Linked DNA regions of Homo sapiens: region 2 is linked to region 1. The links are chromatin loops, found by intact Hi-C in ENCODE. Cell type or tissue: mammary epithelial cell. All regions are shown on one strand. Each heading gives the region's core, and the rest is flanking DNA. Links, peaks and the distances in the headings are about the cores only. Region 1 holds the start of LOC105371358 (a long non-coding RNA gene). Region 2 overlaps DYNLRB2-AS1 (DYNLRB2 antisense RNA 1).

The links. Hi-C counts contacts between places; a loop is a spot of excess contacts. Peaks named below come from ENCODE experiments on the same cell type or tissue, not always from the same donor. Only the 100,000 strongest peaks of a DNase experiment are listed, where the experiment ranks them.
Region 2: a loop joins it to region 1, with 2.3 times the contacts of the local background. A loop is called at or near these places in 1 of 110 quality-filtered maps.

The regions. Positions count from the first base shown.
Region 1 is chr16:80,099,418-80,111,315 of GRCh38, reverse strand. All of the region lies in intron 2 of LOC105371357 (a long non-coding RNA gene), which reads right to left. LOC105371358 (a long non-coding RNA gene) reads left to right here and starts at 1,741. Exons shown (of 4, transcript XR_933777.4): 1 at 1,741-1,879; 2 at 3,187-3,386. In mammary epithelial cell, for the core only: no CTCF peak of the experiment used is centred there; DNase peaks (open chromatin) are centred at 5,965 and 7,665; H3K27ac peaks cover 3,081 bases.
Region 2 is chr16:80,151,822-80,163,719 of GRCh38, reverse strand. It overlaps DYNLRB2-AS1 (DYNLRB2 antisense RNA 1), which reads left to right. Exons shown (of 6, transcript NR_120307.1): 3 at 3,414-3,488; 4 at 4,265-4,383; 5 at 6,038-6,106; 6 at 7,713-7,762. LOC105371357 (a long non-coding RNA gene) reads right to left here. Exons shown (of 3, transcript XR_001752272.2): 3 at 7,431-7,495. Among named protein-coding and RNA genes, the nearest start is that of LINC01228, 330 kb to the right of the region's middle. In mammary epithelial cell, for the core only: no CTCF peak of the experiment used is centred there; a DNase peak (open chromatin) is centred at 4,739.

The DNA.
Region 1 (11,898 bases), core at 4,053-9,052:
TTGACTGTTTAGGATTCAGGTCGCTATAGTATGTGATAATATGATGGCCTGATTCAGCTCAGAGCAAAACTGGAAGGTTCAAATAGTTTGATTTAAGCCTGTAGCCCGAGCTACTTGGGAGGCTCAGGCAGGAGGATCACTTGAGCCCGGGAGTTCAAGGCTGTAGTATGCTATGATTGCACCTGTGGATAAGCACTGCACTACAGCCCGGGCCACAAAGTGAGATCCCATCTCCAAAAAACTAAAAAGAGAAAGTTTGATTGTAGCATCCTTACCTACCCCTCTCAACTCCACTATGTTTCTTTCATGCTCACAAACTTTCACCTCTTCTTTCTTTTACCTCTTAAGTTTCCCAATCCTTGATGTCCATTGACACTGTATTTTTCAAATGTTAGTCATTCCTTTATATACCACTTTAAGATTTTTGCCAAATAATCCTAACCAATATTTATTTCTTTAATATATTCTTAAACTGACTTGTTTTTAAAAACTTTACATTACTTAAATGCCTTGTCCCAAATATATGTATGAAATCACAGATTTGATAAGAGTTATAGTTATACTGTTTTTCATATACATACAAATACATAATATCTGTATGTATATCAAAGTATACATACATACACATACATAATATCTGTATGTATATGAAAGTATATGTATGTACATGAAAGTATAGCATACTGTTTCTTTTTCATATACATACAGATACATAATACATAATAATGATAAGAAGAAAATTCTGTACCAACTAAATAATCCCAGGTATTCCTTGTTTTCTGGGTGCCCCAGCTCAAGGTACACAGTTATTAGACAGATTCTAGGGCATATCTCCGTGTGGTGATGGAAATGTTTATATCTGTGCCGTCCAACACAGCAGCCACTAACCACATGTAACTATTCACACCAGAAATGTGGCAAATGCAACCATGGAACTAGATTTTTTAAATGCAATTTTAATTAACATAAATTTAAATTTAACATGTTATGAGAGACAATGATAACGGCAAGCATGCCTCTGGAGTATCTGTGTTTAAAAACACATCATAGTAGAAAAAATGAACCTTGGGCCAGATACTGTGTTACTCCATGAGCATTTTAATAGGTCTATTTTCTTACTTGTTCTTAAGAACCTTGTGAGAGAGATATTACCTCATTCTGGTGGTAGGCACAAGTCAAAGATGGGTGGGAAGAATTTCCAGTGGGTCCTTAAATAAAAAACAATGAAGCCATTCTCTGTTATTTAAACAGAGAGAGAGAGAGAGCTGTAAGTGAGCAAATTGTCAACCCATCCCAACTACATTCAAGATTTAAAAGGTTGACATTTCCTTTTTTCTTCTCTCTTTTTTTAAACACCAGCCCTCCTCATTAACCAGATATCTTTATTCTCTAAATATTTACCACCCAAACAAAATTTACCATTTAATTTGCTGTATAAAATCATTTACTGACTGATAAACCTCATTACTAAGCTCCAACACAGCCCCTTCTACTCCCGACAGTTTTAATTCTTGTAGCAGCAGGCTACTGCGAGAGAAAAACAATCCTGTCAAATTAACGGCGGGGGTCTAAATTATTCAAATACACTAAATCCATGCAGAACCGTTCCCCTGCTCATAATTTTTCTTTGGGAGCCAACAATTAACCGGCAATATTCTAACTTAAACAATGACGGCCATTCTAAAAGAATTCTGGGAACAGAGAATGTTCCACCTTCCCATGTGTCCTTCTGCTCCTGAGGGCACGCAAAGGATGACCTCTGAATGAGTCCCCATAGAAAGAGGAGGTTTTCTCTGCCCAAACACCTCACCTCTTCAGAGCGTAAATCCTCTGTGTCTTTCCTGCCATGCAGGTCAGAGACTGCATTTTGGATATCAAGGTGTGTGTCTGCGTGCGTCTAGCCTCTACAACAGGTGTGTGTCAGCCTGCAATTAGTTAATGGCAGATGCACCTTTCTGCCTGTGGGGGAAAAAGTGCCTCCAGTTTTCTACCTGCAATTGCAACCAAACTAATGACTGAGCTGCTGATTCAGAAAACCAACCCACCTAATTGAGCCTGCAAAATAGAAAAAGAAGAAATCGCAAAATGACCTGAGGTTCAGAACATATGGCAGGAAGCCCTCTCACGTTTGAAAAGAAAATCTTTCCCACCATGTTGGCTCTCAGTCACAATCTGCACACAGGAGGGTCTTGGGTGTTGGTGGGCATTGTTTGTTGGTCTAATTCCCTATGGTTTGCAGCTCCCTAACAGTGACGGATCCCTAAGCATGACACCCAATGTCAGAGTTCTTGAATAGAACAAAAATTAGGAGGTTGAGCTTGACAGTTCATGCATGCACACATTCATTTTTTCATCAAATATTTATTGAGTGTCAACTCTCTGCCAAGCACATGGTACCTAGCATCACAGTGCTAAATGTGGAAACAAAAGTGAAAGAATGATACTTCATAATGGGCTTAGCCTTTTACATCAGGGTTGATCAGAATGTGTGAACCAGAATCACCTCCAAGGTCTGTTAAAAATAAAGATGAATTAGACTCACCTTAGACAGATTGACTCAAAATCTCTGGAGGGAACCCAGGAACCTTCATTCTAACAAGAACCCCCAGGTGGTTCTTAGCACTTCAAAGTTGGGGAGCCTCTGCTTCCATCGGAAAGCATCAAGCAACAATGGCCATAATAGAAATGCTACTATCAATGGGACAGAAAAGATACCTGGGAAAGATTGGTGAGGGATGCAGTGGGCGCCATACCCAGGGTCCTCACTTAGAGCCGGCCTAGAGTTAAAGAGGTGTGGGTGGTGCAGCATGAGCCAGGCCTGTTTGCGTAACTCCAAGGGGCACCTTTCTCACCATAAACAATGGTAGCCCTCCCCAGTGTGTTGATGGGGGCCTTGTTTTTCTGTTATTATTCGTTCACAATTTTGTTTTCTTAAACATTTTATTTTACAGTAGTTTTAGATTTATGAAAAAGTTGCAAGGAAACTACAGATCGTCTCTATACCTTGCACTCATTTTCCGTTTTTAACATTTTGCATTAATGTGGGCCCTTTGTCACAACTGATGAATCAATATTGATACATTATGATTCACTGATCTCTCCACTTTCCTTGGATTTTCTTAGTTCTTAGTATCCTTTTCCCACCTAGGATCTCACATTACATTTAGTCATCATTGTCTCCTTCAGCTCCTGTTGGCTGTGACAGCTTCTCTGACTTTGTTTGTGATGACTTCGAGAGTCTTAAGGAGAAATCATCGGCTATTTTGTAGAATGGCCCTCAAGTGTGGTTTTGGCAGGTGATTTTCTCATGATTGGACTGGGGTTGTGGGTTTTTGGAAGGAAGAATACAGACATAGTCATTTCCATAACATCCATTCACTTCAAAGGTATGTATTAGCAACATGACTTATTTTTATTTATTTTTTATTGTTATATAATAGTTGTATATTATTTGGGAGTACATGTGATAATGTTTTGATACCTGAATACAATGCATAATAATCAAATCAGGGTAACTGGGATATCCATTACCTCAAATGTTTATCTTTGTGTGCGTGTGTGTGTGTGTGTGTGTGTGTGTGTGTGTGTGTGTTGAGAGCACTACAAATACCTTCTAGGTTTTTTAAAACAGACAATAAATTATTGTTAACTATAATTTTCCTACTGTACCATCAAATACTAGAATTTATTTCTTCTCAGTGTATTTTTGTACTCTTTAACCAACTGCTCTTCATCCTCTTTCCCCTCTTCCTTTCCCAGTCTCTGATAACCACCATTCTACTCTCTACCTCTATGAGATTTTTTTTTTTTTTAGCTCCCACATAAGCGTGAGAACATGTGATATTTGTCCTTCCTTGCCTGGCTTATTTCACTTAACATAATGACCTCCAGTTCTATCCATGTTGCTGCAAAATGACAAGATTTCATTCTTTTTTATGGCTAATATGCCATTGTGTATATGCACCATTTTCTTTATTCATTCATCCATTGATGGGCACTTAGCTTGCTTTCATATCTTTGCCATTGTAAATATTGCTGCAGTAAACATGTCAATTTACTTCTCTAAGTCCCACCACACAAGAGAGCACAGGATGCCACAGTGTCTCAGGATATAGATCCTTCATCCAGACTGGGACATGTGGGAAACTTTCTGAAAGGAGGCAGCTTTTTAGCTGAGTCCTGAAGAATTGATGACTGCTTTTAACATGCATCTACTGAGTGTCCTAGTACAGGCTGAACATTAAGAACACAATGCAGAAAAAACAAAAAAAAAGACAAGGCCAATGGTCTCATGGAGACCCCAGTGAAGTGAGGGATTCAGGCATTTAGTAACGTAAATGGCAGTTAATCAGGCGGAGACACTGTGTTTCAGTCCTGAAATTTTGCCTGCAAAGGTTTCCTTCAGTTCTCACATCTCTGCATCCATCAAGCCCCTCTGGGAGGATGCTCTGTAAAGATTTCAAAGCCCCTGGCTTACCTGGAGCTGTGTGCTGATTCCTGTGCATGGAGCACAGTGGAGAGTGGAGGGGATGTGGGTGCCAAGTGGAACAACATCCATTTGATCCTTTTATATGTAAATGTGACTTTAAACAGTATTTTGTAATGACCTGCATTTCTGTTAAGAAATATCTCTTGATGATTTATCTTTCTGCAATTATGACAGCCTAGTGATCTTGTTAATTAATGCCAAGGAGGGTTTTTTAGCACCTCATTAAAGGTTTTCCCTTTCAGGACACTGATGCCGATGCTCTCATACACAGCCAGGGGCAGAGAAAGCCATTTTCTTGTGGGTGGAAACTCATCTTTATTCCTTCTCTTCTTCCTTTTCCTCCCCCTCTTCTTTTGATAATATTTCTTTCCTTATTTTTTGCCTCCTCTTCTTTCTCCTCATCCTGAGTTCTCTTCTAGTCTCCTTTTTATTTTATTCTAAAACATAGTTGCTTCTTGTTCTGAATCATTGTTTCAAATATATCAACTCTCATCAGTGTATTTCATTCTCCTGGAAAGACTTTTTTGTTGTACTACTTAATTCCATGTGTTCTATTCAACAAATTTTGTTTGAGAGTCTTCTGTGTTCCGAGTTCCCTTATTTTCCCTTATATTCCCATATATCCATTATTTCCCTTATATTCTCCGAGTTTGCCTTCATGAAACAATAGTGAACCAGAGTCATGCCTTGCTGGTGGAACTCCTAATTTTGTCCCATAAAAATAACAAATGAATGAATGAATGGAGGGATTCTGTGATCCAATAAATGTGGTTAATGTTGTATATCCTATCCTTGCAGGCTGTCAAATTCTGGCAAATCCTACCCCCCTGCTTGTTTTTGTAAACAAAATCTTCTTGGAACACAGCTACACCTCTTCATTTATATATTGTTTGTGGCTGCTTTTCTGCTGCAATGGCAGGGTTGAGTACTTGCGACAAAGACCATTTGGCCTGCAAAGCCTAAAATATTTACCATCTGGCCCTTTACAGAAAAAGTTCACTGACCCTGCTGTATCCCATCTTTGGACATTCTGGATGCCCATTAAATATTTAAAGAGTGAAATATTCTGCAGTCAGAAAACTTGCTTAATTCTTTCCCACCCATTTCCCCCTCCCTCATATTTGATCATAGAAGCCTCTTTCAATTCACCTTCTTAGATACTGACTTGGGGACATTTTTCTTGGAGGTAATGTTCAGCCTTGAAGATTCTCTTTTCTGACTGATTTTAATTTGGTTTTCTCATCTTCCTGGCTTTGTCTTCTGGCTTGATGTGCAGTAGAACCTAGTGTTTTACCCCCAGATAATACAAACCTGCACCCCGCCCCCGTTTCTTAGCCTCTGTGAAAACATCTTTCTGTTCAGTCATGACAGCAAGGATTCTCCTTGGCTCCTGTCAAACACCATTTCTCTTTCCAGGAGCAATGATGTCCGGAAACCAAGTTACCACGAATGGCAAAGCAAGTTAGACTGGTTTTCTGTTCATGAGTTTCCACTCTTGTCTCAGCTGACTCATCTCAAGGAGAACTCATTTTTGTTGTGATTCATTATTCTGAGCATTTTTTGAAGCCAAGAGTAAACTGGGATGACTTTGAGGATCAGCCAGCCTTAAAGAAAGGGGGCATAGTAATGTAGAGAAATCCCGGAAGGCATAGATTTCCCCTAAGATTCAGAGTGGACCTGGGAGAGCTATGGAAGGGGAGATATTCTCCCTTATCCTGAAAACAGGGAGGTGGTGTGGGGAGAAAACAAACGAACAAACAAAAACACTAGGATTAAAATTTGGTGCTTGGAGAGTAGGGTGAACGTAGAAATAAGTTCCCACGTCACTTTCCAGTTCTATGTAAATGAGGCCTGAAGGGAATGCTGGGAATGAGGTGGGAGGTGGAGGCAGGTATCTTTTCACCAGGGTTAGTGGGGATGTAGTGAATCAACAGATGTCAGCCACAGAAATAAGAGGAAGGTGTTGTCAGAGCCACGCCAATAACTGTAGGTCTAAGGGAACAGATTGAAGTCAAGGGCCAATGCACAAAGCCCACTCTAAGTGTGGCAGGCAGAATTGTAAAAAAATATTTTCCCCAAGTCTTCAAGATTTCCTGCTCTAATCTCCAGGAATATAAATATGCTGGCTATTACTCCCATGATTTTGTTACATTAACATGACAAAAGGGATTTTGCGGATGTAATTAACATTACCAATTCTTTGACTTGAAGATAGGAAGATTAGCAATTTTCTCCAGTTGGTGGCAGGAGAGGAAGTTAGAAAGATTTGACTCACAAGAAGGATTTGATGCACTGCTGCTGACTTTGACAATGGAGGGATTGGAGCACAGCCTCTTGGAGCTGAGAGCGGCTTCCGCTGATGGTAGCCAAGAAATGGAGACCTCCATTCTATATCACAAGGAACTAAATACTGCCAACAACCTAAATGTGCCTGGAAACATGCTCTTCCCCAGAACCTTCAGATGGGAGTCCACCCCGGCAGAGTCTAAAACATTTACTATCAGGCTGCTTCAAAAAATGGTTGCTGACTTCTGATTTAGTCCATTTTGGGGACTTTTGTGGTAGATCAGATCTAGCCAGAAGAAGTTATTTTTCCTAGATCACATATAAATAAATGCAGAGTGGGTATATAAATCCAGATTTCCTGAATCTCAGAGTTAGAAGGGCTCCTGGAAACACCTTGGAAATGTTGCAATAAAGAAAAGAAAGGAGCCCAGGAGCATGAATAAGGGAGAAGCTATGAATGGAAGGGCATGGAAAAAGAAGTCGGCCATGGCACAGATTAGGGGAGACTATGCCAAGGCCAATTTGGAGGAATAGTCAAAGAACACGTGGGCGGGAGGACGCAGATAAGTCGTGAGCTGAGATGGGCAGACAAACCAACCAAGGATTAGAAGTGGAGTGAAGATGGAGATAGCAAAAGTGCAAAAAGCGCATAAAGAGCAACCTCCTCTGGGAAAACCCCATGTAAACTAACACCTGAAATATGAATCCTAGCAGCATGAGAGTAAGTGGGTGGGGGTGGTGGACGGATGGCGGGCTACCGAGTGTTACAGGCACCGAGAAAAGTGGATACAAAGCCCCAAGGAAAGACATGGCATGCAGTGATTGAGAAACAAAAAGAAACTCAGTGTGGATCATTCAGTCTGAACATTTTCTGAATCTGACCTCACTCCAGGTGAGGCAACTCCCCCTGGTCATCCCCAAGCTAAACTTGTAGCTGCGACTTGTCAGCGACATGGATTTGTTTGAGCAAGTCTTCCACATATGGGAAGAAGACACTAACTCATTGTTCTGATTTGTGCTTTAACAAATGAAATGGGGCTGGGCGTGGTAGCTCATGCCTGTAATCCCAGCACTTTAGGAGGCTGAGGCAGGCAGATCACAAGGTCAGGAGTTTGAGACCAGCCTGGCCAACATGGTGAAACCCGTCTCTACTAAAAATATAAAAATTAGCCAGGCATGGTGGCACAGGCCTGTAATCCCAGTTACTCGGGAGGCTAAGGCAGGAGAATCACTTGAACCCAGGAGGCAGAAGTTGCAGTGAGCCAAGATTGTGCCACTGCACCCCAGCCTGGGTGACACAGTGAGACTCAGTCTCAGAAAAAAAAAAAAAAAAAAAAGAAAGAAAGAAAGAAAAAAGAAAACAAAGAAACAGAACAAAACAAAAAATTCCTGATGTTAACCATCTGAAGCCACCAGGTTCTGCTGTGAGCTATATTATTTTGCCTATAATTCAGCCAAAATAATATAGCTTTTTTAGATTAAGGGAATATATTGAAAATAATATTGGAGCCGTTTTAGTTAAACCACATTCATCAGTGTTGTACTGATTGATCTTAGAAATATATAAATAGAATAATAGTGACGAATGGGTGAAGATGTTATTATCTTTTTCTGATAAGTTTGGTTAGAGAGACTTAAAAGAACTAAAGGTCTTAAATTCAATTTTTGGCTCTTCAAAGAGATCCAGCAATTAATATAAACAAGAAACAGAGAAGCTGATTTTCTTTTTGGTGCTATTTGTTGATCTTTTACTCTTCATGTAATATCACTGAGTCTCATTGTTAGTATTCTAGTACTCAACCACTAGATTAAGGAACTGTTCTAAAACTTATATTCACTAATTTTTTGAAATTTTATTGCATATTCTAATTTGAACAGAAACCTAAGACTAGAGTTTCACTTATTACAATGATTCCCCTATAGCAGGAATAAACATGGAATTTAAACGCAATTTTCTTCCCAAAGCTACACTACTTCTTCAGACAAACATTCACCGAATTCACTGAAACGTCAAAAGCAAGCCTGTTATAGAAGCTTATAGCAAAGTCTGACACGTTCTGGAAAATTCTCCAATGGAACAACAGAGAGGGCTCCAAGGCTAAAATTTAAACTATTTTCCTGAAAGTTTAATTTCCATGGCTTGATTTCATAAAAAGCAGTTTTCATCATGGTTTTTAGTTTGCTCCTAATTGAAAGGGAAAATTCTCCCCCTGAGAGATTCTCCCCAGATGGCTGTCTTTGACAGTGATATGTCTCCCTCTTGGCCAGAAGCCACAGAAATGGGTCCCCCTCATGTTAGATCATTAATTGTTCTTCATCAGGTCTACACACACTAAGCTGAGAATCTAGGCAATTATGCAAATAAGTGAAGCAAAAACCAATGCATGTGCTCCAGTAAGCCACGATTCTCATTGACAGTAGCTTTGACTTGACTTGTCCAGATAATTGCTTCAAGTTCCCCACTGCAAAATGTGTGAGCTCCTTCAGAGAGTGTGTGATTTTTTTTTTGATGATGCCACCATCTTCTTAAATAGAAGAGGTGTGGGGAGGGATGGGTAATGATGGTCTTTGTTTAAAACAAAAACAACCTCTGTTAGTTTGGGTTGCCTGAGAAGCTGACCCTGAGGCAAGAATTCAAATGAACATGCACATGGTTTATCCAGGAGGTGATCCCAGAAAACATGAATAGATAGACGATTGGGAAAGTGAAACAGCAAATTACCTCTGTGAGTAAAAAGCTTACTCCTACTGAGGAACTCTGAGAACCAGTGTAGAACTCTGCTTAGAGTTCCCACCTGACAGAGATACACAGATACCCAGCAGTCATTGTTGAGTGCTTTAACTGGGGGCATTAACACTTTAACACTTGGGGCAGAATGGACTCTGACCTACAAAGCTCTTAGGCAAAGAGATGCAAATGCTGGCCTAAGAAGTTTGGCTGGCAGGCCCTACAATGATAAATCCCAAAGTGATATTTATAGGATGCCAACTTTACCCCCAGACTTCAAGCCAAAACCCCTCAATTTTTGTGACCCCTGGTCTGAATCCATTTTTCTTCCATTCTCTGCTTTCAAAATAAAGCTAGATGTTTGGAGATGAACTTGAAGGGTTGTGATTCTCCTGGAGAAGGTAGACATGTACAGAACTTTGTAATCTATTTGCAAAGCTAAAGTTATTTGAGACATTCTGGTTAAAACAGTCACCAAAATGATGTATGAGTCTAGTGACTCCTCTTGGGAAACCAATTCTAAAATGCTACCTATTCTTACTCTCAGATACCATTTTTGTTTTCTGTTTTGAATATTAAAACTGAAAGATCCCATGCACCTGGTCTTTGATTTGTATGTCTTTCAGCAGCCTTTGGCTCAAGGTAATATAATTCTGACTAAACTATTTTCTTTGGGAGGCTACACTTGTAACCAGGCCAAGCCAAATCAACAAGTGTTTATTTAGCACTTGGTATATATCATGGTTACAGAAGGTAAATACTTCTAAACCACTTGCTGTGTTATCTGTTGTAAGACAACCATTTTTTCCCCTCATTTTCTGTGGTATTATTGGCAAATAAGGCAGGAAATGAAAAGAGAGCTAACAATGGACTTGTGGGATGGAAAACATAATTTCTTTCTCAGCATTTTGGTTCACATAATATTCTTAGAAAACTCAAATATATAGAACTCAGGAATTTTCACTAAAAATATTTACCACAGGATTCTTTATTATTTCAATGACAAATTCTTTTAGGAATATGTGAGAATATTAGATTTATCCAAATTTGATGTTGTACAGAAATCTAGGGTAATCTTTTATCTCTAAGGTCTACATGTATACACAAAGACCCAGAAAATAGTTTCTAAGGAAGTAGCCCTTGCATGTCATTCTTATTAGCTTGAAAATAATTTCTCTCATCCTTTGATCCTCTTCTATCATGCTTTGTGTTCTCAGAGCCTTCCCTACCTTCCCTGAACAAGTAAGTTGTGTTTCTGATTCCCTTTGTCAATCTCTATTGTTATTTGTCTATTTTACACCCTGATAAATTCCTCAGAGTGGGGACAGTGTCTTATTCATTATAAAATTCTCCTCCTTCCCCTACTCCTGCCCCTCCCACTTCCCCTTCCTCTCCTTCTCCTTCTGACACAGTCTTGCTCTGTTGCCCAGTCTGCAGTGCAGTGGTGCAACCTTGACTCACCATAACCTCTGCCTCCTGGATTCAAGCAATTCTCATGCCTCAGCCTCCCAAGTAGCTGAAATTACAGATGCATGCCACCATGCCTGGTTAATTTTTGTATTTTTTGTAGAGACAATGTTTTGCCATGTTGGCCAGGCTGCTCTCAAATTTCTGGCCTCAAGTGATCCACCCACCTCAGCCCCCCAAAATGCTGGGATTACAGGCATGAGCCACTGCACCTGGCCTTATTCATTATAAAATTATTATTTTGCTTAAGACAGAGACTGGACATAATGCATAATCACAAATACTTGCTGAGTTGACCTAAGGAAAAGCATTATTCTGATAAAGGATATCTGCAAAAATCAAACTAACAAATAATCCACACCAAAAATTATACTTAATGGTGAAATATTTAAAGCATTCCATTGAAATTGAGAATAAAACAAGAATGTCCCCTATTGTGACTTCTATGTAATGTTGCATCACAGGGTTCAGTAAGTGAAGGAATACAAATTTTAGAAATGCAACAATAAGAAATAAAGGAATGTAACCATCGTTAGCAGACATTAACATTACTGAAAAGTAGAAATCTAAAAGCATCTACAAATAAAATATAAGAACTAAGAACCGAATTTATCAAGGTTGCTAAATACAAAGTCAATGTGCAAAAATCAGTTGTATTTCTATATGCAAATAACTAGAAAATAAAATTAAGACAACGATGGCATTAACAATAGCATCACACACATTAAATTATTAGAAATAGCCTAATGAAAGATGTGTAAGACTTCTACACAGAAAACTATAAAATATCGTTGAAATAAATTGAGGAAGACTTAATAAATGGAGGCATATAGCAATATGTTGATTATTTCCAAAGGTACCTATATGTTCAATGCAGTCTTTATTTAACAATTGACAGGTTTCTATGTGTTAGTAAATCGACAAACTT
Region 2 (11,898 bases), core at 2,305-7,304, 54 kb before region 1:
GAGAGAACTCAAATGCCTGAAAAAAATGCCTGAAAATCAAGCTATCTCAACTTTGGAATGGCAAGTTCTTTCACATTTGCAATAACAAAATCCACAATGCGAATACAGTAACATCTTAAAATTCCAATTCCCATACCCTAGGGGACTTCAGAATCAGGTAGCTATGGTTCCAAGTCCTACTAACAAGAAGAAGGTGGGGTACATGGGTGTGGGTGTAAATAGGAGGTCAATTTAAAGCCTGTGGGAATTCCCTTCTGGAGGCCTCTGTTTTCCTGCTTCTGACTAGATTGGAAATTTAATCTATTACCAGGGAATGCCGTCGTTATTCTGCGTACACAGGTTGAGATGAGGTAATGTGTCAAATGACAGGAATGTAGAGAGGGGTGAGAATAGGTATAAGCCCTGATTGCCTGAAACCCAAGCCCTTGACTGTCGACCTCAGCATACTGCTTTCTTATTATCTTCTAACTTCTAAAGTCATTGTAACCCATCAAAAACCCACTGTTCATTGTCAAAATGGAGCACTGGTTAATTAAATGAAATTTAAAATAATCCTTATACCTGTAATTCGGAGCTCTTGCACTGCTTTTTTTTCTTTTTACATTCTTTTATTCTTTATTTAATATTATTTTAAATAGCATAGGAACCACTTTACCATTGGCTGGTTTTTCTCTTTTCTAATTTCTTTCATTCTCCTCTTTAAGTCAACTGCTATCATGCCCTGCACATTATCAGAGTTTTAAGAAGAAGGGGGAAGGAAGCCAGGTAGATGATAATCAGCAGCATGGATCATTCACTGCTGCCTAATTGGTAAAATGTAGTAGTTGGCATCATTTGATATAGAATAATGTGTACATGTTAGCTGCGTGTCTGTGCAACAGGGGCTTTGCAATCAGAGAGGAGAGGGCCAGACTCAAGTGTAACATCTTTCTAGTTGTGTACACTTAGGCGAGTTACCAAAAATTAGTCTCAGCTTCCTCGTCTGTCTAAAAAATTTATAATCTGTGTCCGTCTGCGCCACAGTGAGGATAAAGTGAGACAATATTGTCATTAGAGCATTTACTAAGGTGGCTGCACAACCTTTCAGCATAAAGTAAAGTCAGGGAGAGTGTCTCCTCCTTGAGGCCCCTCAACTCCTTACCCTCAGCCTAGTGGGAAGGATTAACAAATTCTTTCTTGAAAGAACTTACATGTACATATGCAATTGGCAAAAGTCTGACTCTTTGGCCCAATTCCAAGCAAAACTAATCATCAGAAACTTCATGCAGATTTACGATTACTTTTTCTATAACAGGGTTAGGCCCGAGCTGCTGAGACAGAATTAAAAAGGGGCTGCTGCAAGCAGCGAGGGCTCAGGTCTCACAATGGAGCATTTTCCAACACGGCACCTTGTAGGGACACCCTGACTCCAGGTTGGCTGGAAATTAATGTCAAATGTGGAAACAGCCTTCTTCCTCTTCCCTAAGATTGTTGTGATGGGCTCTTACAAGTGAGCTATGGGCTTTCATGTAATGCCAATAAAGAGATGCACATAGGACCTTTTCCATATAGTATGTTTAATTTGAGACATAATTTAATTTTATGATGGCTGATTTATCTCAATTAAGTCAAATGTGTGCACAGAGGTGTTTCTCATTGTGGGTGAAGTGGAAACTGCATTGAGCTCCGAGCCTGCGTTCCAGACCGCACCTTGCCACATACTCACTGTGTGATGTGCGATGAGCCATCTGCTTTCTCTGCAGGCCTGTCTACCTTTTCTGAAATGCTTGGCGAGGGTCAGAATGGAGGATGTCAACTGCGGGCAGCCTACAGAAATAGTTTGCTGTACACTGGGTAGACACCTGTTAAGAAATGCTAAATGCATTACCAGTATTCAAACACTGGTAGAGTTGACATTAAAAATGTGGGGTTTTGATGTCCTCTCTTAGAAAACTGAGGGATCTGGCAACAAGACATCTGCACTCCAAAATGGGAGCAGCTGGACAGAACTGACAGGCAGTTGCTGAATTTTGCTTGGTCATGTACTGGCTTTCAGTTTGCTGCTGTCCCCACCACTCCCTATTGTGATATCTGGCCCTCTGTCATTCATTCACATCTTTTCTGGTTCCTGCGTTATAGTTTCTAACCCCTGTATTGCAAACACCCTTCTACAATAACTTAGGATTTTGAGGATCTGTATAATCTGGAATTACCTGTGTGAAAATACTCTTGCTGTTTAAACATTTAAGGGAGGAGAAAATCTATTGTTTCTATGAACAAACTTAAGATGCCTTTGATTCCATGTATTCAAGGACTGTCTTTTATGAGGCTGCTGTGTGAAGGTTGCTTGCTGGCTTTCACTGGAGAGGGGCAATGATGCACTTAATGGTGGACATGAACATGGGAGAAGAGGAAACAGAAAATAAACAAGCAAAGAGACAAATGAGTGTTAATGAATTAAAATCTGAGACAATTCCAAAGTGACAAAAGAACACAGATGTATGAAAAAGAGTCCTTTAGGAGGAGGAAGTTAATGTGGCCTGAGGGTTTTGTTTGTTTTGAGAGGGAGTTTTGCTCTTGTCTCCCAGGCTGGAGTGCAATGGTGCGATCTGGGCTCACTGCAACCTCCACCTCCCAGGTTCCAGTGATTCTCCTGCCTCAGCCTCCCAAGTAGCTGGGATTACAGGCACGTGCCACCACACCCAGCTAATTTTGGTATTTTTAGTAGAGATGGGGTTTCACCATGTTGGCCAGGCTGGTCTCAAACTCATGACCTCAGGTGATCCACCTTCTTTGCCCTCCCAAAGGGCTGGGATTTTAGGCAGGGTTGTTATTTAAGCTGAGAACTGGAGATATGGAAGCCAGGCAAAGGTCAGTGTGACTGGTTATCTGGGGGTGAGAAAAAAAGGCTGCAGAGGGGAAGCTGGCCAGGTGGGCAATGGCTTGATCTGCAGAGATTTGGATGATACTGCTGAGAGTCCAGGTTGATTTTCAAAACTTTGGGAAAAAAAAAATAGATGGCACCATTAATAAATAGATGCCTACTTTTATATTCATCAGGGAATCTCTGCTCCGGGAACTCACAGATACTTAAACTGATAGGAGAAAGACCCCCTGCCTGCCTCCCTTCTTCTTTTCCAACGTTCTGACCTTTCTCCTGTGCCTTCCTGGCCCTTTGCATGGCTCCTTTCCCCATATTGTGAGTGCCCCAGTGGCTTGATGTCACTGAGAACATCATATGCAGATGGAGGGTTCTTTTCTTGGAGAGATTGTGATTCAGTCATTCAAGATGATTCAATCATTCAAGAAAAGAAAACTTGCACTTGCTGAAAATGTTCTAGAAGCCAGCTGCTGTGCCATAGGAGTAAAAAACTTTTATTAAAATATTTTACATGTATATATGTATATAAATTTCACAGGACATAATTCTACAGGTCGAGGAGTTTCGCAGACATAACTCCTTGGGAGCAGTGCCCAGGTCAAGAAAGAAAATGTGGCCAATGCCCCAGGTACATCCTCTCACCATCTTCCACCCTCACTCTCACCCCTACCAAGGAAACCACTGACCCCAGTTCTTTTTAGACAGAGTCTTACTCTGTCACCCAGGCTGGATGAACTCAGCTCACTGCCACCTCCACTTCCTGGGTTCAAGTGATTCTCCTGCCTCAGCCTCCTGAGTAGCTAGGATTACAGGCACGTGCCACCATGCCCAGCTAATTTTTGTATTTTTTCACCATGTTGGCCAGGCTGGTCTCAAACTCCCGACCTCCAGGGATCCACCCATCTCAGCCTCCCAAGGTGCTGGGATTATAGGCGTGAGCCACTGTGTCCAGCCCACTAACCCCAATTCTAACCCCATATATTAGTTTTTGCCTGTGTTTTAATTTTATGTAATTGGAATCATACAGTACATACTGGCTTCTTTTGATGAACATTATATAGGCGAGATCCACTTATATTGTTGCTGGTAGTTGTACTTTGTTCATTGTTTTTGCTCTAAAGTATTCCATCATGTGAATATAGCATAGCGTATCATATTCACTATAGGTAAACATTTGGGTTAGTTCCATCTGGAGTTGTTATGGATAGTGCTGCAATGGACATTCTTTGCATGTCTCTTCATACACACATGTGCATGCACATGCACACGCATGTGCATTTCTGTTATACACCCGTGCATCACGTTCTGCTTTAACTGGTCCTGCCAAACAGTTTTCTATCCTTATACCTTTTACCTACATTTATCTCATGAGTTCTCTTATCACCCCACTTTTTGTTGAGACAGGATCTTATTTGGTCATCCAGGCTGGACTGCAGTGGTGTGATCATAGCTCACTGCAGCCTCAAACTGCTGGACTCCAGTGATCTTCCAGCCTCAGCCTCCCCCGGTAGCAAGGACTACAGGTATGTACCACCATGCACGCCCACCCCCCAACCGCTAACTTAAAAAAAATTTGTAGAGATGGGGTCTTGCCACATTGCCCAGCCTGGCCTCAAGCAATCCTCCAACCCTGGGAATATAGGTGTGAACCACCATATCCTGCCTCATCCACTTTTAACATATGCAAAATAAATAAAGGCACAGAAAGATATAGTCAGTACCTCAACGTCACAGAGCCAGCCGGCAGCAGAGCCAGAGCACAAACTTGAATTTATCTGGCTCTGTTTCCCATGTTCCCTCCACCGCATAGTGAGCCACAGATGATTCATGAGCTGTGTGGCTGCTGCCTTTCCAAGGCACCACTCAGATGCCACCTTTTCCCTCAACTTTTTCCTGACCCAGCCAGGAAGAGGTAACTGCACATGCTGTCTGCTCCCCAGACACTTTCTGGGTGAGTCAACTTGGGGAAGTTATGTTTATTTGTCAGTACAATAGGATATGAAACTAGAGACCTCAAGGTTAGGTGTGAAGATTAAATGCACTTACTTACTATAAGTAAGTGCAGCATTTACACGGGATCTGATACATAGCATAGGCTCTCAACTGAAGAGATGGATGGATGGGTCGATAAATGGGGCATAGATATTTCCACAGAACAATGATTCAACACATTTGGGGTATATGCATGTGTATATATGTATGCTTGTGCCTGATACATGTACATTTATATCTACAGCTACTCCCATATATTATCTTGTACTTGACGGAGCCCAAATAACCTTTCTCTTTTTAGGGGTCACACTTTCCCCCTCTGTCACTGAGAGAAGCAAATAGATTCAAATGCAGCAAACATCTGATGAGCACCTACTCTTTGCCAGGAACCTTCAGAAGCTGTGTGCTCTTTAACCTACTTATTTCCAAAAAGCACACCTAATGGATGTTGTACCCAATTTACAGATAGGGAAAATGAGGCTCAGAGAGGTGAGGGAACTTACCCAAAGTCACTAGCTTATGAGAAGCAGAGCTAAGACTCAGTGTTGAGTCACATTCCAAGAGCAGTAGGGTTCGCTTCTTTTCTGTACCATGGTGTTTCCCTATAGGGTTTCTGGTGGCTTTGTGACTCTTTCAGGGCTATGTCCCTGGCTAAGGAGAGTTCTGCAGAGACCTGGTCTGTGCTAGAGAGAAGTGGTTTGGAGCCAGCTTGCAGTGAGGAAGTAAGACAAAGCTGTGGGGGGGCTCTGGAGCACAGGGAAGCAGAGGGGCTGTGAGCAAATGAAGCATCATCCAACCATGTGTGCTGTGTGTGGGTGGCTGCACCAAGACAGGCCTGGCTCAGTCCCTGTCTCCATTACTTACTGTCATGGTTGAATAGTGTCCTCCCCAAATTCATGTTTACCTAGAATCCCAGAAGGTAAGCTTGTTTGGAAAGAGGGCCTTTGTAGGCAGTCAGTTAAGAATCTCAGCTAAGAATCTCAAGATGAAATTATCCCACATGAAGGTGGGCCCAAATTCTATGGCTGGCATCCTTAAAAGAAGAAGAGAAGATACAGAAGATACAGGGACGCAGAGAGAAGCCACGTGAGGAGGGAGGAGCAGATAGGGTGACGCACCTGCAAGCCAAGGGAACGCGGAGGAGTGCCAGCAGCCATAGGAGCTAAGGGACAATTTCTTCTTTAGGGTCCCAGAAGGAACCAACGCTGCCCACACCTTAATTTGAGACTTCTGGCCTCTGAGAAATGAGAAAGAGTAAGTTTCTATTGCTTTAAGCCACCCGGTTTGTGGTGATTTGTTATGGCAGGCACAAGAAACTAACACACTTGCTGACTATGTCCTCTGGGAGAAACCACTAAGCTCTCTGAGCCTGGGTTTCAACACATGGAAAACAGGCCTAATGAATGGGAAAGACCTTTAGGGATCCTGAAGATGATAAATAAAGCATGCAAAGAACCTACATATATTGGGTGGTTATTACTTTTATGACCCCACTGTCCCTCCTGAGAGGACCCTCTCTGGAACCTGTGAACACCGAGCCCTGTCAGTCCAGCTTTCAAAGGCAATGCACATCAGCCTAAGTTCTGTGTTCCTGGCATTTCAAGGTGGCTTCTAGCCTCAGCACACCCCGTTGCTTTTAGTTGCAAGCACGTACTGTCAAAGTCTCATATCCCCCTTAGAACCATAAACGCTCTAATAGCAGTAACGGGCAGCCTCGATCATGGCTAAACGTGATTATGTTCCACATAAAAATATAAAAGCTCATTTGAGCCAGGGCTCCCTGTGGGCCCTTTGCCTGCACTTTTATTGAAAAGCCCACATTCCTGACTCTGTGAGCCCTGATGTAAGAGCCCAGGGAGGCCATATACCATGGACCACTGTAAAGTTCCAGGGCAGCCTGAGGAGCTGGGCTCTACTGGAAATCTCTGTCTCTCCTGTGGTCTGTGATCCAGAGCCCCACACTTGATTCCCTGGTAACTCCTATGCTTGGAGTTCCTCATATATGCTAGCCATGCCTCTTGCTTTGCTCCCTGAGAGACTGGAAGGCCATGGAATCAGGGAGCTGCTCTGTTTCCTCCCCTGCTACATCCTCAAGGCCCAGCTCAGTGTCAGGTGCAGGAATGGACCGACCTCAGGGGATATGGATCTCTTTTCCTTCCCTACCCTAGGCCTGGTCTCTCAATCCTGCTGCATTCTCCCCTGCCCACTCTGAGTCTTGCCTTTTAGCCCCACACCATAACTCAAGATCCAGTCACAATTAAACCTCTCTCTCCACCCTTCCGTGGTCTGTGCCATTCACCTCTTGGTTTTCACTCATACCTGTCCCATTGCTGGGAACACTGTCCTGGTCTCCTATGCTAATACTTGCATGTTCCATAGGTGTCAGCACAGATATCACTTTTATTACTAGATGCTTTCTGGTGCCTAAGTTAGGCCGGGTTCTCTCTCCTATGGCCCAGCTGTGCCTCCTGAATCACCCTGACCCACCATACCTTCCCACTTGTTGACTTCTCTGGACACTTCTCTAGACTTTAAGCACCATGATGTCCCAGACAAGGCCTTCTTCCTTCTTTGCCCAGTGCTGGCAGAGTCTCTGACTCATGGTAGTCCTTGATATATATTGCGTGGCGATGAACTGACATACTGCAGAGAGAAGAACAGGTCTCCAAAGAGGCAGACACAAAGGGGAAGGAAGGAGAGGAGGGAGACAGAATGCTCTGTCAATAAATACAGTAAAATGTGATTCTGCAAGCATTGTCTCATTTAATCCTTGCAACAAGCACATGAGAAAGCTAATATTCTCTCCCTCTGTTTTCCCTTTTTTTTTCTTCCTTCCCTCCCCTTCCCCTCCCCTCTCCAGGTCTCACTCTCTGTCGCCCAGCCTGGAGTGCAGTGGCATCATCTGAGCTCACTACAACCTCCGCCTCCCGGGTTCAAGCGATTCTCCTGCCTCAGCCTCCTGAGTAGCTGGGACTACAGGCACGCGCCACCACGCCCAGCTAATTTTCGTATTTTTAATAGACATGGGGTTTCACCATGTTGGCCAGGCTGCTCTTGAACTGCTAACCTCAAGTGATCCACCAGCGTTGGCCTCTCAAAGTACTAGGATTACAGTGCTAGGAGCCACCATGCCCGGCCGCCTCTCTTTTCTTTTACACATGAAGAAAAAGTGGTCAGAGAAGTTAACTTGGTCAGTGCCAAAAGCACTGGAAGTGAGTAGGACCAAGCTTTTCATCTAGATTTGTTTGTTAGACTCTAAATCCAAATTCACAACAAGATCAGAATATGAGAAACCTAAGGAACAAAATTCTAGGAATCATTTCTAGAAACTGTGGCTATTGAAAAAGCACAGACCTAGGGAATCAAATTATTTTCCCTGCCACCAGCACATGGGTAGGCCTGTGACAAATTCCATGCTCTGGACCCCAGATTCCTCAGTGAGAATAGAAGGGGCTAGAGACATCAGGGAATTGGATTTGGTGACTTTAATACCCACTCAGCTCCAAAGCATTCTTGAATGATGCACGATTTATGAATATATATATTGAAATTTACTGATGGGTGAACAGCTCTCAACATGAGATTTTTGTTGTATGCCTTAAAAAAGATTATACATAAATATGCGTGTGTGTGTGTATGTATGTTTCGATGTATATGAACCCATGATCTGAAAAATGGCCACTGTGGCTTGTGGAAACCTATTAATCTCTGCTGTTCCACCCAACATCCTCAGAGAAAAAAATAAACAACTTTTTGAAAGTGCTGCCATGGGGTCAGACCAAATACTGTGGCCACTTCCAAGGGGTTTGCCTTGATTTGCCTGGATTCCTGTTCATGTGACATCTGCCTTCTAATTCAAGGATATGATCAATTCAATGTGTGAGTTATCAATCAAGGACTGGCAACAGTGATGCTGAACAAGCCTGGTGGAAGGAAAGAGAAGGCAGGCCAGAGCCCAGACAGACGCATTCACAAACCTTACAAAGAGGACAGGCTAATTAGGGGCTGTAGTTCTCCCTCTCTTTATAGTTGGTATAAGAGGAGTGGTAATCGTAGTGTCCAAAAATATATGGGCTACATAGTTGCTTAGTAAGCTGTGGGTATGTGGTTTCTTCTGCAAGGTGCTTTCTTTCTGATAAAGAGATTACGTTGTTTGTTTGTTCATTTATTGAACATATTTACACTTACACACACACACACACACACACACAATGTTCCAGATACCGTACTTGGCAATGGTAGTTAGACCTTGCTCTTGCAAAATTTATAATGAAGTTGGGAAGTGTGGTTTGATCCCTCAAAGTGTCCAAATCCTAATCCCCAGAACTTGTATTTTCTTACATGACAAAAAAAAATTTTCAGATATGAAGAACTTTGAGATGAGGAGCTTAACCTGGATTATGCAGGTGGATACAATCAATCACAAGGGTCTTTGACAAAAGAGGTGGGCAGAAAGGTCAGGAGGCTTTGGCTATGGGGAAGGGGCTGCAAGCCAAATAATTCAGGTGGCCTCCAGAAGCTGGGAAATGTAAGCAAACAGATTCTCCCCTAGAGCCTCCAGAAGAAATACAGTCCTATGGGTCCATTTCAGACTCTTCACTTCCACAACTGTAGGAAAATAAACTTGTGTTATTTTAAGCCACTAAGTTTGTGATACCTTGTTACGTAGCAATCAGAAACAAATAGAGGCAGAATGGCTTTAATCAGAAAACTAAAAGACTAAATACATAATTTCACAATGTGGCCCTGGAGTGATAGGAAGGAGAAGAGGATGGTATGAGCAGGTCCAGGAGAGATGATGAAAATCATTGGTTGGAGAAGGCTTCCCTGAAGGAGAAGGATACTGATGTGTGGGCTGAGGCACATGCAGGAGAAAATTCCACAGAGAGTATATTCTGAGTGACGGCCCCAAGCAGGAAAGGAACATGGCATGGTTTCGAAAGTAGAGGGAGGGCAGAGGGCTTGGTCCACAGATGCTGAGGTGGAGATGGTGCATACTCATCCTAGAACATGTCCGTGGGAGATTAATCACAGCCTTTGCAAGCTGGCGTAGAGACTTGGGTTCTTAACCAAAGAGAAATGGGAATATTTTGAATCGTGTTGCACTGTAGTGAGACTTTGTCAGATTTATACTTTGGAACTGTGTGTCCAGTTTAGTAGCCATTTGCTATGTGTGGCTCTGTCCCTTTAAATGGCTAAAAACGTGCTAATTTAAAATGTTAGCTATTCAGTCCCACTAGCTGCATTTCAAACACTCAATAAGCACACGTGGCTCATGGCTGCCACACAGGATAGTAGGGTCTAGAAAACTCCTTGCACTGCAGAAAGTGGAGTAGACGGTGCTGCTTCAGAAGAAACACCTGACCGCAGGGCGGAGTGTGGACCAGATAGCGGTAAGAATGGATGTGGGACAGCATCTGGGAAGGAGCTTCCCAATATTCCAGGTGGGTTGATACTGGTTCAACCAAAGATGGCGGTAGTGGGTATGAACATCAGTGGACAGATTTGAAGTCAGTTTAGCAGGTGGTCATGGATTCTGTTTTCAGATATTGGCAAGTTGCTGCCCTGCTTTGGTCCTTCATTAGATTAGAAGTGTTATCTAAAAGGAGCTTCTCAAGTTCTCAGAGCCTCAATTTTTTCACCTGTGAATGGAAATAATCCGTATTTCAAAAACAATATGGTGATATAAAATCCCTGGAATAATGGGTGTTGAATAAAGGGCACATCTCATATCTTTTACACATTTCTAACTTAAAGTGGTCTCCTGGATGCTGTTAAGAGGGAGGTGACCCAGGTGGGAACCAGTCCCCGCACCCCAGTGGTGGGTGCAAGGGAGCTTGAAAATGCATTTGGATAGCTATTTCCTTTTTTTTTTTTTTTTTTTTTTTTTTTTTTGAGACAGAGTCTCGCTTTGTTGCCCAGGCTGGAGTGCAGTGGAGCAATCTCAGCTCATTTCAAGCTCTGCCTTCCGGGTTCACGCCGTTCTCCTGCCTCAACCTCCAGAGTAGCTGGGACTACAGGCACCCGCTACCACGCCCAGCTGATTTTTTTTTTATTTTTTATTTTTTGTATTTTTAGTAGAGACGGGGTTTCACTGTGTTAGCCAGGATGGTCTCAATCTCCTAACCTTGTGATCTGCCTGCCTCGGCCTCCCAAAGTGCTGGGATTACAGGCGTGAGTCATCGCGCCTGGCCTTAAATAGTAAGTCACTGTGGAATAATAAACAGCTGCTGACCAGGTGGGCCCTTGCTTTCCAAAGCAGACATTGATCAGAATGTCTCTCACTCAGCTGGACAAGCCCTTGACTTTGGTGTGAAGGTCCTGGGGAAAAGTGCAGAGGGAAGGAGCCATATGCAGAAAATAAGCAATTCTCTTCCCAACATGACAGCAGGGCGCCCAAATGGAGTTATTTTGTAGTCAGACTGCCACGTAGGACCACACTAGGAGAGCGAGCTTGGGGGAGGCAAGGAGGAGAACGTGCCATCCGTGTAGAGAAGATAATTGAATCCATGGGAGGCCGACTGGGGCTCATTTCACAGGGAGCCGCACAAAAGTGCATGGCTCATTCCAAGACAATGCAGGCCTTCAAAGAGACCTGCTAAGGGGAGCGCATTACTATATTAAGGGCACAACATACCCTAAGTGAGACACACTGTTATGCCTCTTCTTCCCAGTCACAGCCTGGAAATAGCCATAAAAGAAATGAAGTATATTTGCCTTGTTAACACAGTTTGTATTACATATTCATAAACCATTTTGTGAAACTGCAAGGGAAAGATTCAATTGTCTTGGAAGCTGATAATGGCCAAACAGCCACACAGAAAGCAGGAAGCATGTTATGGAATTAGCTGCACAATGAATGAAACACAACGCCTATAATAAACCCATTCAGATATAAATTATGGCAGGGTAGATGCAATGTTTGTTAAGCAATAAAGCTTGCCACCCTACACGGGAAACTGAATGAGATTTATCATAAAATATGGTGGAGAATGTGCTAAGAATCTGGCTTCTCAAACTGGGCTTAATCAAAACAATCTAGAGAG